Regions from separate parts of the Homo sapiens genome. Here region 1 is linked to region 2. A link is an interaction called in ENCODE POLR2A ChIA-PET data of the cell type or tissue named here. Cell type or tissue: OCI-LY7. All regions are shown on one strand. Links, peaks and the distances in the headings refer to the core of each region. The heading gives the core; the rest is flanking DNA. Region 1 overlaps PALM2AKAP2 (PALM2 and AKAP2 fusion). Region 2 overlaps PALM2AKAP2 (PALM2 and AKAP2 fusion).

What was found. Peaks named below come from ENCODE experiments on the same cell type or tissue, not always from the same donor. Only the 100,000 strongest peaks of a DNase experiment are listed, where the experiment ranks them.
Region 1: POLR2A ChIA-PET joins it to region 2 with 5 read pairs; 4 of 35 experiments call an interaction of 5 or more read pairs at or near these places.

What each region holds. Positions count from the first base shown.
Region 1 is chr9:109,896,306-109,901,690 of GRCh38, reverse strand. All of the region lies in intron 3 of PALM2AKAP2 (PALM2 and AKAP2 fusion), which reads right to left. Among named protein-coding and RNA genes, the nearest start is that of PALM2AKAP2, 120 kb to the right of the region's middle. In OCI-LY7, for the core only: no CTCF peak of the experiment used is centred there; no DNase peak of the experiment used is centred there.
Region 2 is chr9:109,952,247-109,957,631 of GRCh38, reverse strand. The region is part of intron 6 of PALM2AKAP2 (PALM2 and AKAP2 fusion); the gene reads right to left. Among named protein-coding and RNA genes, the nearest start is that of PALM2AKAP2, 170 kb to the right of the region's middle. RefSeq lists a silencer at 4,487-4,556. In OCI-LY7, for the core only: CTCF peaks have their summits at 3,410 and 3,609 (motif pointing right); DNase peaks (open chromatin) are centred at 3,341, 3,621 and 5,045; H3K4me3 peaks cover 1,709 bases; H3K27ac peaks cover 4,409 bases.

The DNA.
Region 1 (5,385 bases), core at 248-5,247, 56 kb after region 2:
CCTAACCTCACAACGGCCTTTATTATACCTCTGAAACTTCTAATAGTGTTCTGTGGCCTCTGGGATAAATTCTAAGTCCCTCCACTTAGCATTCAGAGGCCCCTGTGAGCTGTTTCCAATCTGCTATTCTGACTCTTCTCCAGAACTGCTTCTGTGGTTAGGCCTGAGATTATCCCATCTTCAAAGAGACAGAAGATCCTGCGAAGAACCTCCCTTTGGCTGGCCATGCCTGGACTGTTTCTCCTAATGGACAGAGTGACTCAGTGAAAGCAGGAATCAACTGTGTCCTCCCTGTTTCCACACTCATGTCCGTTCCCAGGGAGAGACAACATACCAGAGATAGTGACAACCTCCACGTGGAGCTAAGCCCCTCTCAGCTGTTTACAACAGGTGGCTGAGCTGAGAAGAGCCAAATAAGCTTGGTCTGCATAGAGTATCTGTAACAACCTGCTGACATTGCCCATTTAGCAGTCCAACTCCTAGGTGGTCACAGTTTCCTAATGACAGCATTATCCAGTAACTCAGGTCCAGTTCTGGAGCTGGGATACTACTTGAGGCTGAAAGGGCCAAATCTTCACTGAGGTCAAGGAAGGACCCCCATTTTCCAGTCTGGTTCCACCTAATGATATCCAGGTACATTTGCTCCATCTCAATAGCAACCATTCAGTTCATATCCCAACATGGCTTCGTAGTTCATTTCCTATGAGCTTGAAACTCCCTTCCAATTAATTGAGACATACTGAATTTGATTTACCTTTTACTTTTTAGAAGAAGAGACCATCACTGATTTAAAAGATTCAGGTATTAAAGGTTCTGGGTGCAGACCAGAATGTTCTGTCTGAAGTCAAAGTTAACTGTCTTTTGGTGGTAAGAAATATTTCTTGGAAGGAGATCTTCTAATGTCAAATGATGGGACTCAAGTACAATAGAAACGTCAGTCCAGAAGCTTCAGGAAATCTCTGAAAACTCCAAATTAAAAAACTCTAAAGGCTTGCCTCCCATTATTATTGGGTAGATTATAGGTCTTGTGAGGGTAATGACTGTCATTTTCATCTCTGTATCTCTAATTATGCTTGGCCTCCAGAAGAAGCACTTGATTGAATGATGAATACATTTTAGAAAGATTAACTCAGCCAAACACCACTGGGGTAAAAGCCCAAATCCTAAGGTCCTCCATGGTCACTACTTTCTTGAATTTCTACTATCTTGAGGACAAGTATGACATCTCTCAGTACTTGTTTACCCATCTATTGGGTGCCTAGACTGTCAGATCTGTAAGAGCAAGGGAGATGATTTTACTTATTTTCTGTAACTCCAATGCTTTGCCATTGCGATGCATGACACTCAATGGATACCTACTTAATCATTTTGACTCAAGTGGATGTTATATCAACCAATTTAGAGCAAGAATTGTTAGCAAGAATGTTTGTTCATGGCAGTACTTGTCTATACTTCTCAGTAAATGTCAAGAAAACAATCTCCTTCCTTTAGTTTCTTGTCATGATTGCATGCCAATCAGAGTAATTGAGACAAAAGCTGAACTTCCCACTGGAAACGCTTACAGAGAGAAATATTACAAGCATTTATGTCCAGAGTATCCATGGGCATGTCATCTGCACTTTTGTCATTGTTTTCTTTCTTTATGTAAATATGTTTGAAAACCCATTGAGCCTGGCAGTGTACTAAGATCTGAGAATACAAGGGTGAACACTGTAGTGTGTTTACCCCTAGGCAGCTGAGGCTAGAGGAGGATAGAGAAAAAAATCAGCTTCCAATGTACTATGACACAGTAAGCTCTAAGGTAAATATGCCCACAGGAAACATTAAACCAGGGTTTAGGGCTCAGGGAAAGTGGTATCTCAGCTGAGACTTGATGGTTCAGTAGGAGTTAACCACATAAAGAGCAGCTGAAGAACGTTCCTTGGAGAAGGGACAGTAGATCCAAAGAACGGGACACAGACAGAGCTTGGTACATCCAAGGAATGGCAGGTAGTTGCTGGAGTGGTCAGCAATGGAATGACACAATTATGAGAGACAAGGCCAGAGAAGTAAGAGGAGGTCACATCATAAAAGACTCTCTAAGCTAAATTAAGGAAGTTGAACTTTATCTTATAGTCCAAGGAAAACAGGTAAAGGGTTTGAAGCTGGAGAGTAGCATCATCAAATATGAACTTTGAAAGATACTTCTGCTGGGTGGCAGAGGTTAGGTCAGAAGGACACAACACTAGGGGAAGGGAGACTAGGTGAGAAGCTCTTGCATCAATCCCCATGAAAGATAATGGTGGCCTGGACTACTGTCATGGAAGTGGGAAAGAAAAAGTGTAGAAGGAATCAAGAATCCTTTTATTATATAAAATTACTGATTAGATAGAGGATTTGAAAGGGTGAAAAGAAGCAAGGACAATGTCCTGATTTCAGACTTGGGCAACTGGGTGCATGGTGATGTTTTTCAATGAGATTAAGAATCAATGAAAAGGAATCAATCAGAGAAAGTAATGACTAATGAATTTTTAGCATGCTGAGTTATAGGTGTCTGGGGGGATCCAAATGGATATGGTTAGGGGGCAGTTGGCTATATGGGTAGGTCTGGAGAAAAAATTAGATCAAAGAATGCCTATATTTCAGAAGCCATGGGAACAGACAATGTCACTCAGAGAATGGGAGAAGTGAAGAAAGGAGCCCCAAGTCAAGAACCTCAAAGCACCAATATTTCCCAGATGGACAGAGGAAGGATAGTGTCATCTCAAGTAAACAAGGAGAGAGTGTGTTTCAAGAAGAAATAGGGAGCATTCAGCAGCTTCCGTTGCTGCTCAACAGTTGATGAAAGTGAGGATTTAGAAGTCTCCTTTGCACTTAGCCCCTAAATAGTCACTGGTGATTTGGCAGGTGTAGGAGAGTGAATGGGACATAGAGACGCTGCTCCAAATATGGGGGAGGAGGAAGGGAGAGTTAGTGCAGAAGAAAAATGGAGTCAGTGGAGTTTGGGATGGGAAAGTGTTTTTTAACAAATGGCTGTTCCAAAGTCAGTTAGAAATTCCTAAGATCTTCATAAAGTATAGAGACTTGTTTTTTATCGAGACTCCTAATGTTTAATCTTCAGATTGATTTCTTAAAAGTGCAATAATTCAACAAACAATAGTGAGTATGTCCTAATAAAGAATACTCAGTGCCTATGAATTGAACATGAACCAGTCCAGGCAAGACTGTTTATTATTTATGTGTTTATTTCTAACATATATAAAATAAGAAGCATGAATTTAGCACTCTGAAAAAAAATGTGTTTTCAAATGTCTGAGAGAGGTCTTTTGAGAGCTGCTTCCTTATCTGTAAAACAGTCTGGAAAGAAAATTCAGGAGGATGGAAGTGTGTAAGCACATGTTTGTGCACAGGTGAAGTCTTATTTGTACTTGAAATATTGGGAGCTTGACCTTGATGTTGCTATAACCTGGGGCAGGTGCGCAGAGTACAACTGTTGCAAGGTGAATAGGGTACCACTGCTACTATGTGATCTTTCATTCATTCTTTCTTTTTTTTCTTAAACGACAACAACAACAATAACAACAAAGTTGTTCTCTGATTAATTCTCCTTTGAGAAGAGAGAAATCCACAAATAGATTTCATAGAGCAGTTAAGTAAATTATATTTTTGCCCTCTTTAACTGTAAGTCTTCTTGGTTTGTTAATGTAATTACCTATAATTTATTTAATGCAAATCCTCATACACTGGTGATAAAAAAATTTAATCCAAACAGTAAATGGGCTTCTCCACCTTGTTCAACTGAACAAGCTGGTATGAAACACAGTGGAATCTTGGTGAGAGGATAGAGGAGATGAACAATATGAGACACAAAAGTCATTTCTAAAAATGTGATTAGGAATCCTGCCCTGTCTCAAAACAATTAAACTGTAAATCTATACTTGCTTTTCATATTGAATGAAGTGAATATGATTCGGAGCATAATTCAGAATTACATGAAACCTCCTTCTAATAAATGCCTGGTGAAAAAATTTGGTCTGAGAATCATTCCATTTGCTTGAAGCAAATATAGCATTTGGGTCATGATAATAACAGCAGCTATCGTCATTGTCAAATACTATTTTTTTTTTCTTTTTGAGATGGAGTCTCCCTCTGTTGCCCAGGCTGGAGTGCAGTGATGCAATCTTGGCTCACTGCAACCTCTGCCTCCGGGGTTCACGCAATTCTCTGTCTCAGCCTCCCGAGTAGCTGGGATTACAGGCACCCGCCACCATGCCCGGCTAATTTTTGTATTTTTAGTAGAGATGGGGTTTCACCATCTTAGCCAGGCTGGTCTTGAACTCCAGAACTCGTGATCCACCTGCCTCAGCCTCCCAAAGTGCTGGTATTACAGGCATGAGCCACCAAGCCTGGCTGCCAAATACTATTTTAAGCAATTTATACATGTTAACTCATTTGCCCCTCACACTAATCCCCAAAGTATACCTTATGATTATTTCCATTTTGCAGATGAGGAAAATGAGGCACAAAATCTTAACTAATTGGTTCAAGGCCACATAAGTGACGAAGGGAAGAATGCTTACTCTTAACCCTCAACTCTATACTTATGCTAGGTTGGTCCCAGAGCTTTCTGCTAAAAGGTTGAGTGGTGAATATTTAAACTTTATGGAAAAATCCACATTTTCCTGTCACTATAATTTGTTACCTAGCATGGGATTCATATCTAAAAAGAGGCAAAAAAAAACTTGAAACTAATTACTGGATGAAGCAAAAGATAGCTGGAACTGAACATTTCAGTTAGGATATTTGAAAACCAGTGAGATTTTGCCATCTGAAGAGAAGCCTGAGAAGCATCTGCATAATGTTCTTTCGAACATTTAAATTAAATAATTAATTATTTTTTGGAGACAGGGCCTCGCTCTGTTGTCCAGGCTGGAGTGCACTGGCATGATCATAGCTCACTGCAGACTCAAACTCCTGGACTTAAGTGATCCTCCCGCCTCAGCCTCCCGAGTAGCTGGGACGACAGGCATGTACCACCATGCTTGGCTAATTTTTGTATTTTTTGTAGAGATGAGGTCTCACTATGTTGCCCAGGCTGGTCTTGAACTCCTGGGCTCAAGCAATCTTCACGCCTCAGGCTGCCAACAAACTGGGACTACAGGCATGAGCCACTATGCCTGGCCTGAATAATGTTCTTTATTAGAGCTGCATATGACTCCACTGCACACAGGACGCACTTGGAATCTAAGTGCCACCTTCCTTAAAATATGAAGATGCCCCTTCTGACTCACCACCAGTATGAAGTCATGCTTCCTCCCTGCCAGACTCTATTAATATTTGATATGGTTTCGTTGTGTCCCCATCCAAATCTCATCTTGAATTATAGTTCCCATAATCCCCATGTGT
Region 2 (5,385 bases), core at 311-5,310:
CACCCTGCAGGTGGGAATGCATCTCAGCTGAAAAATGTTTAAGTTCATTCAGTAGAAAAGAGGAGAGAAGAAAGGAGTGAAGAGAGAAGAGAAAAGTGAAGCTGAGCTGTCTTTGGGAGAACCTTTTTCTACTCATGTCTGCTGCTTCTCTAGTGCTGAGCCAGTTTACAGCTTGCATTGACTAAATCCCTGACTCTTCAAGAGTCAACCAAGAAGTCTTCTGTGCGGGAGTCAGCTTGCTAACGCCCAGGAGGCAGAACAAAGGCTAAACGCTGGAGTGTTTTATAGTGGAGCCAGCCATTTGGTCCATCAGTCTCCCCATGTGCTTGTATATTGCATTCCCTTCCCCTTCTATCTGAAAACTCACATCTGGCCACGTAACTTTGCTCAATTAACTCAGCAAGAGCCCAATCAGATCTAGCCTCCATCGGTGAAAAATTGCTTATGCCAGAGACAGCTCTTTAGCTGGAACAGATGTTACTTTTGTTTGTTTAAACGATCGTGATCTTACTGGAGAGTTTAAGTTTGCTACTGATGTACTCGATTCAATCCTTATAAAAGGAACAGCATGACAGGCACCTGGTGCAATGGAAAGAATTTGAAGTCACCCTGCCTGGGTCTGAATCCCAGCTCTGTGTCTCTGCTCTTCTTGTGGCTTTGAGCAAGTCACTTTCTATTTCTAACCCTAGTCTCTTTGAAACGAGGAATTGGGATTTTTATTTTTTTTAAGAGGATGCAAGGAGGCAAGACAGTGTTTCCTAAATTTTGGGGGTAAGTGGGCATGGCATTATGTAACACTGACTCACATAGCAAGAAAGTTACTGCTATCTTGATTCTCTTTCACTCCCATCTGATTATATTAAAGAGATGGAGCTATGTTTTTGACACCTCTCTAACCTGGCTATTTCCTTCTTTTAACAGGAGCGAGCTGGTACACACAGGACAAAAATAACAAATATGATGCCCAAAAGTCTGAAGTTTGAGGAAAAACTGAGTTAAGGTATGTGACAGCACCTCACACTGAGTCTCTGAGCTATAGTTAGAATTTAGGCAGTCTTTCAGGAAAAGTAGAAAAGCTGACTCTATCTTTGTACTCTGACTGGAAATAAGTTCTTGAAGAAATGGAATTTGATTTGGCAGATTCTGATAGTCTGAATAATTCACACTAACTGCAGAATTTATCTCACTTTCAGGTTGTCTGAGGTTGACCTAAGAACCCTGGCCTGAAGAGAATAGGCCCACAGCTCGTGTTTTTAATATTCAGTGACTTGGAAATATTTTTTTTAATTTGGGAAATACAATTATCATCTTAAATGTAATTAGCCTTGGCCAGATGCGGTGGCACACACTTGTAATCCCAGCGCTTTGGGAGACTGAGGCAGTCAGATCACCTGAGGTCAGAAGTTTGAGACCAGCCTGGCCAACATAGCGAAACCCCATCTCTACTAAAAATACAAAAATTAGCCTGGCATGGTGGCATGCGCCTGTAATCCCAGCTACTAGAGAGGCCAAGGCAAGAGAATCGCTTGAACCTGGGAGGCGGAGGTTGCAGTGGGCTGAGATCATGCCACTGCACTCTAGCCTGGGTGACAGAGTGAGACTGTCTCAAAAAAAAAAAAAATTAGTCTTTCCTTAAAACAAACAAACACTAAATCATATCAGTTTTTTTGTTTTGTTTTGTTTTGTTTTTTTTAAGACAGAGGAGTCTTGCTGTGTTGCCAAGTTGGAGTGCAGTGGCACGATCTCGGCTCACTGCAACCTCCGCCTCCCAGATTCAAGCGATTCTCCTGCCTCAGCCTCCTGAATAGCTGGGACCACAGATACGCACCACTACACCCAGCTAATTTTGTTGTATTTTTAGTAGAGTTGGGATTTCACCATATTGGCCAGGATTTATGACAAGCCCTGGGAGTAAAGATCTCTGTTTCATTAGTCCTTTGAATTATCAAGCTTCTGTGAGGATTATTGCTCTTAGGAAGATAAAAAAAGTGGACAATACAGAATAGTAGTATTCTACAACCACATGACCTCAGGAACACAATCAAAGACTAAGGATTAGGAAGGCATGGAAGATCACATTTCAATTTAAATAAGTATGGGCTGTGCCTCTTGTTATTTTTGCTAAGAAGGAACATGAAGCCTCCAGAACTATTGAGGTGTTGACTACAAAGTATCTATTTATTTTCCTGGGAATGAAACTTTTTACCATGAAACACAGGATACCCTAAAGTTCCTTACAAACTTACACTGTTCATTTAACCTAAGGTTAATTCATCATTATATAAGTCACATGGGTTCCTCTGTAGCAAAAGCACTAGATTCTGGCATTAGCTTTCTGCTTGTAGCCTGTTCAAAACTAAAAATGCCCTTAGAAGATTTGAATCCCAACACAGTACAAAGCCTCATTCATCCAAAGAGTTCAGGGGACTTTAGTTCTGAGTCTGCTGTTATCTTGCTAAGGTAAGTCCCATTTCCACCTAGGACTTATTTGACCCAGCCATAAAATGAGTGAATGATGGTAGATTAGGGGTCACATGCTCAAATGCCAATAGGGGCCAGGCAGGTGATACAGACAAAGGAAGTGGGCCAAGAGTAAGAATAATAGAAGGTGGTAAAAATAATAGGAGATGGTGGTGGTGTTGGTGTTGGTGGTGATGAACAACGGAATATGGCTCCTCTAAAGTTAGCAACCACCATCAGCTCCAGACAATTGCCAGTGGGGAGAACAGGCTATTATTGCCAGAGACTGAATTCTCAAGAGAAGTCGGAAATATACTTTTAAAATAAGAACTCTCTTAATTTATTATTATTGGCAATGAATTCAAAATGATTTTTAATTGCTGTGCAGGTAAACTAACCTTACTGTAGGCCAGATTCAGCCCAGAATCTGCATAACCATTTTCTGACTTCTGCCCTACATGATCACTTAAGATCTTGCAACCTTAACTTCTTTTTTTTTTTTTTTTTTTTTTTATTATACTTTAAGTTTTAGGGTACATGTGCACATTGTGCAGGTTAGTTACATATGTATACATGTGCCATGCTGGTGCGCTGCACCCACTAACGCGTCATCTAGCATTAGGTATATCTCCCAATGCTATCCCTCCCCCCTCCCCCCACCCCACTACAGTCCCCAGAGTGTGATATTCCCCTTCCTGTGTCCACTTCTAAATAGCAAATCTTTGCTTTTTTGTGCTGTTGATAAAATGCAAGATTTAATACTGTTTGAGAAAAGCAGGACAGAAGCTAGGGCTTGGGGGCTGCTGGGGAGATGATGTGGTCTATTAATAGCTGCACAAGGATGATATAGCCTAGATCAAAAGGCATTTGCATAACACCATAGGGCAGCTGTTCCTCTTTGCTGTTATGACAGTGGTGAAATAGTAACAATACCATCATCAGCAACAATAACAAAACCCCCTTTGCTTTTTCAGAGACTGACGTGCCACTCCTAGACTTTATAGAGTTGTTTTGGGCAATTTTGTTAATCCTTTTTATGAATGGTGAAGGAAAAACTGTCAAATAGAACAACAGGACTCCTGATGAACAGATAAGAAAACAAAGTGATTTTACCCTCCGCTTCTCCTTTGGTAAGGAAGCGCTGCAGAGATGCCTCCCAGCCTCCAGGGGGTGGTATAATTAACAGAGCATTTGCTTGAGTAGGTAAAGGTGCAAAATAAGAACTGGTGCCATTGGGTCTTTCTTGCATAAATAACCTCATTATCTAAATCTTTTTGTCTCCAGTCTCAGGGGCATCTCCACACTACTTTCTTTTCTTTTTTTTTTTTTTTTTTTTTGAGATGGAGTCTTGCTATATCACCCAGGCTAGAGTGCAGTGGTGCGATCTCAGCTCACTGCAGCCTCCACCTCCCAGGTTCAAGCAATTCTCCGGCCTCAGCCTCCTGAGTAGCGGGGATTACAGGCACGTGCCACCAAGCCCAGCTAATTTTTTATTTTTAGTAGAGATGGGGTTTCACCATGTTGGCCAGGATGGTCTCTATCTTCCGACCTCATGATCCACCTGCCTCAGCCTCCCAAAGTGCTGGGATTACAAGCATGAGCCACCGCACCTGGCCTCCAGCGCCCGGCCTCCACACCACTTTCATAACATAGCTCTCTGTGTGGGAGGAAGTAAAGACAACTGAGGTTGGAACTTGGCCCTCCTCCACCCCACACGGATTTTTAGCCCTGCCACATTAGCCAAAGTACTTACTATCTCTATAACTCAGTTTCCTCATGTATAAAAGGACAGTAACCTCAATGGCTACATTACAAAGTTGATGTGAGATTAAAGGAAATCCTACCCTATCAGGTGAAATGTCTAGGTCTACTTGGTAGTACTGAACTACATTCCCTTCCAAAGTTCTAATTTTCTCATCTAATTCCTCCTGCTATATTTAGAGTTCATCTGGTAATCATTTGCCCTCCATGATGAGATATAATCCCCAGAATCGAATTATGAGGTTGAACTATATGGAACTGTCAATAGTCAATATTATGGATCTACAAAATGGCAATTTCATAAGGTTCAATGTACTACAAAACTAGTCACAAATCTAAAGGAGGCCAAAGCAGCTTCCCTTTCTATACTAGTTCTGAAACACACCTGAACAGCTTATAATCTCTATATTTGGACAGCATGAGGCCTCTGGTTGGGCAACAGACACTTTCTCATTATAACTAAACTAACATTTGTCATCTACTTCCAGCTTACACAGTGCTTTTAATAAATATAATTTCCTTTAACTTCACAACAACACTAGGGATGAATGTAAGCACACGACTTTCCATATGCTCCTACATTTGAACCCGTTGGTATGCTCTAGAACTGTGGGATGTGTAATGTGCTATCATGGTTCCAGCCTACCTAACTACACATTAAAAAGTATTTCAATTAACAAAGAGAATAATGTAAAGAAAGCCCTGCCATTCACTGTGTAAGATGAATCTGACAAAACATAGCTCCACAAACAACTGCACTAAATGCTTAGGTACATAGGGAGCACCCAGTTCTGGTATCCCCAGCACTTTTGATGAGGACAAGATGTTCTTGCATTTCCTCCACGTTCTATTGGTTGAAACTCTTGTCAATCTTAACCTGGCGGTTTGAGCAATCTATAAAACACCACTCATATTTCCATCTTTAAAGTTACCTTCCATGCATAAAGACATTTAAAAAATCTACCATGGAACCCAACCAGATGAGAACTCCCAACTGATTCATTTACTTAATCTCCTCAAAGAAAACCATTTTCTGTGACTGCTCTGCAGGTGGTAGGCATCATATCTACTCTTCATTCATTCTTTCATGCAATAATTTTTTGAAACTTTTTTTTTGGAGCACTTACTATGGACCAGGCCCTGTTTGAGGCCAGGGGTTGGCAA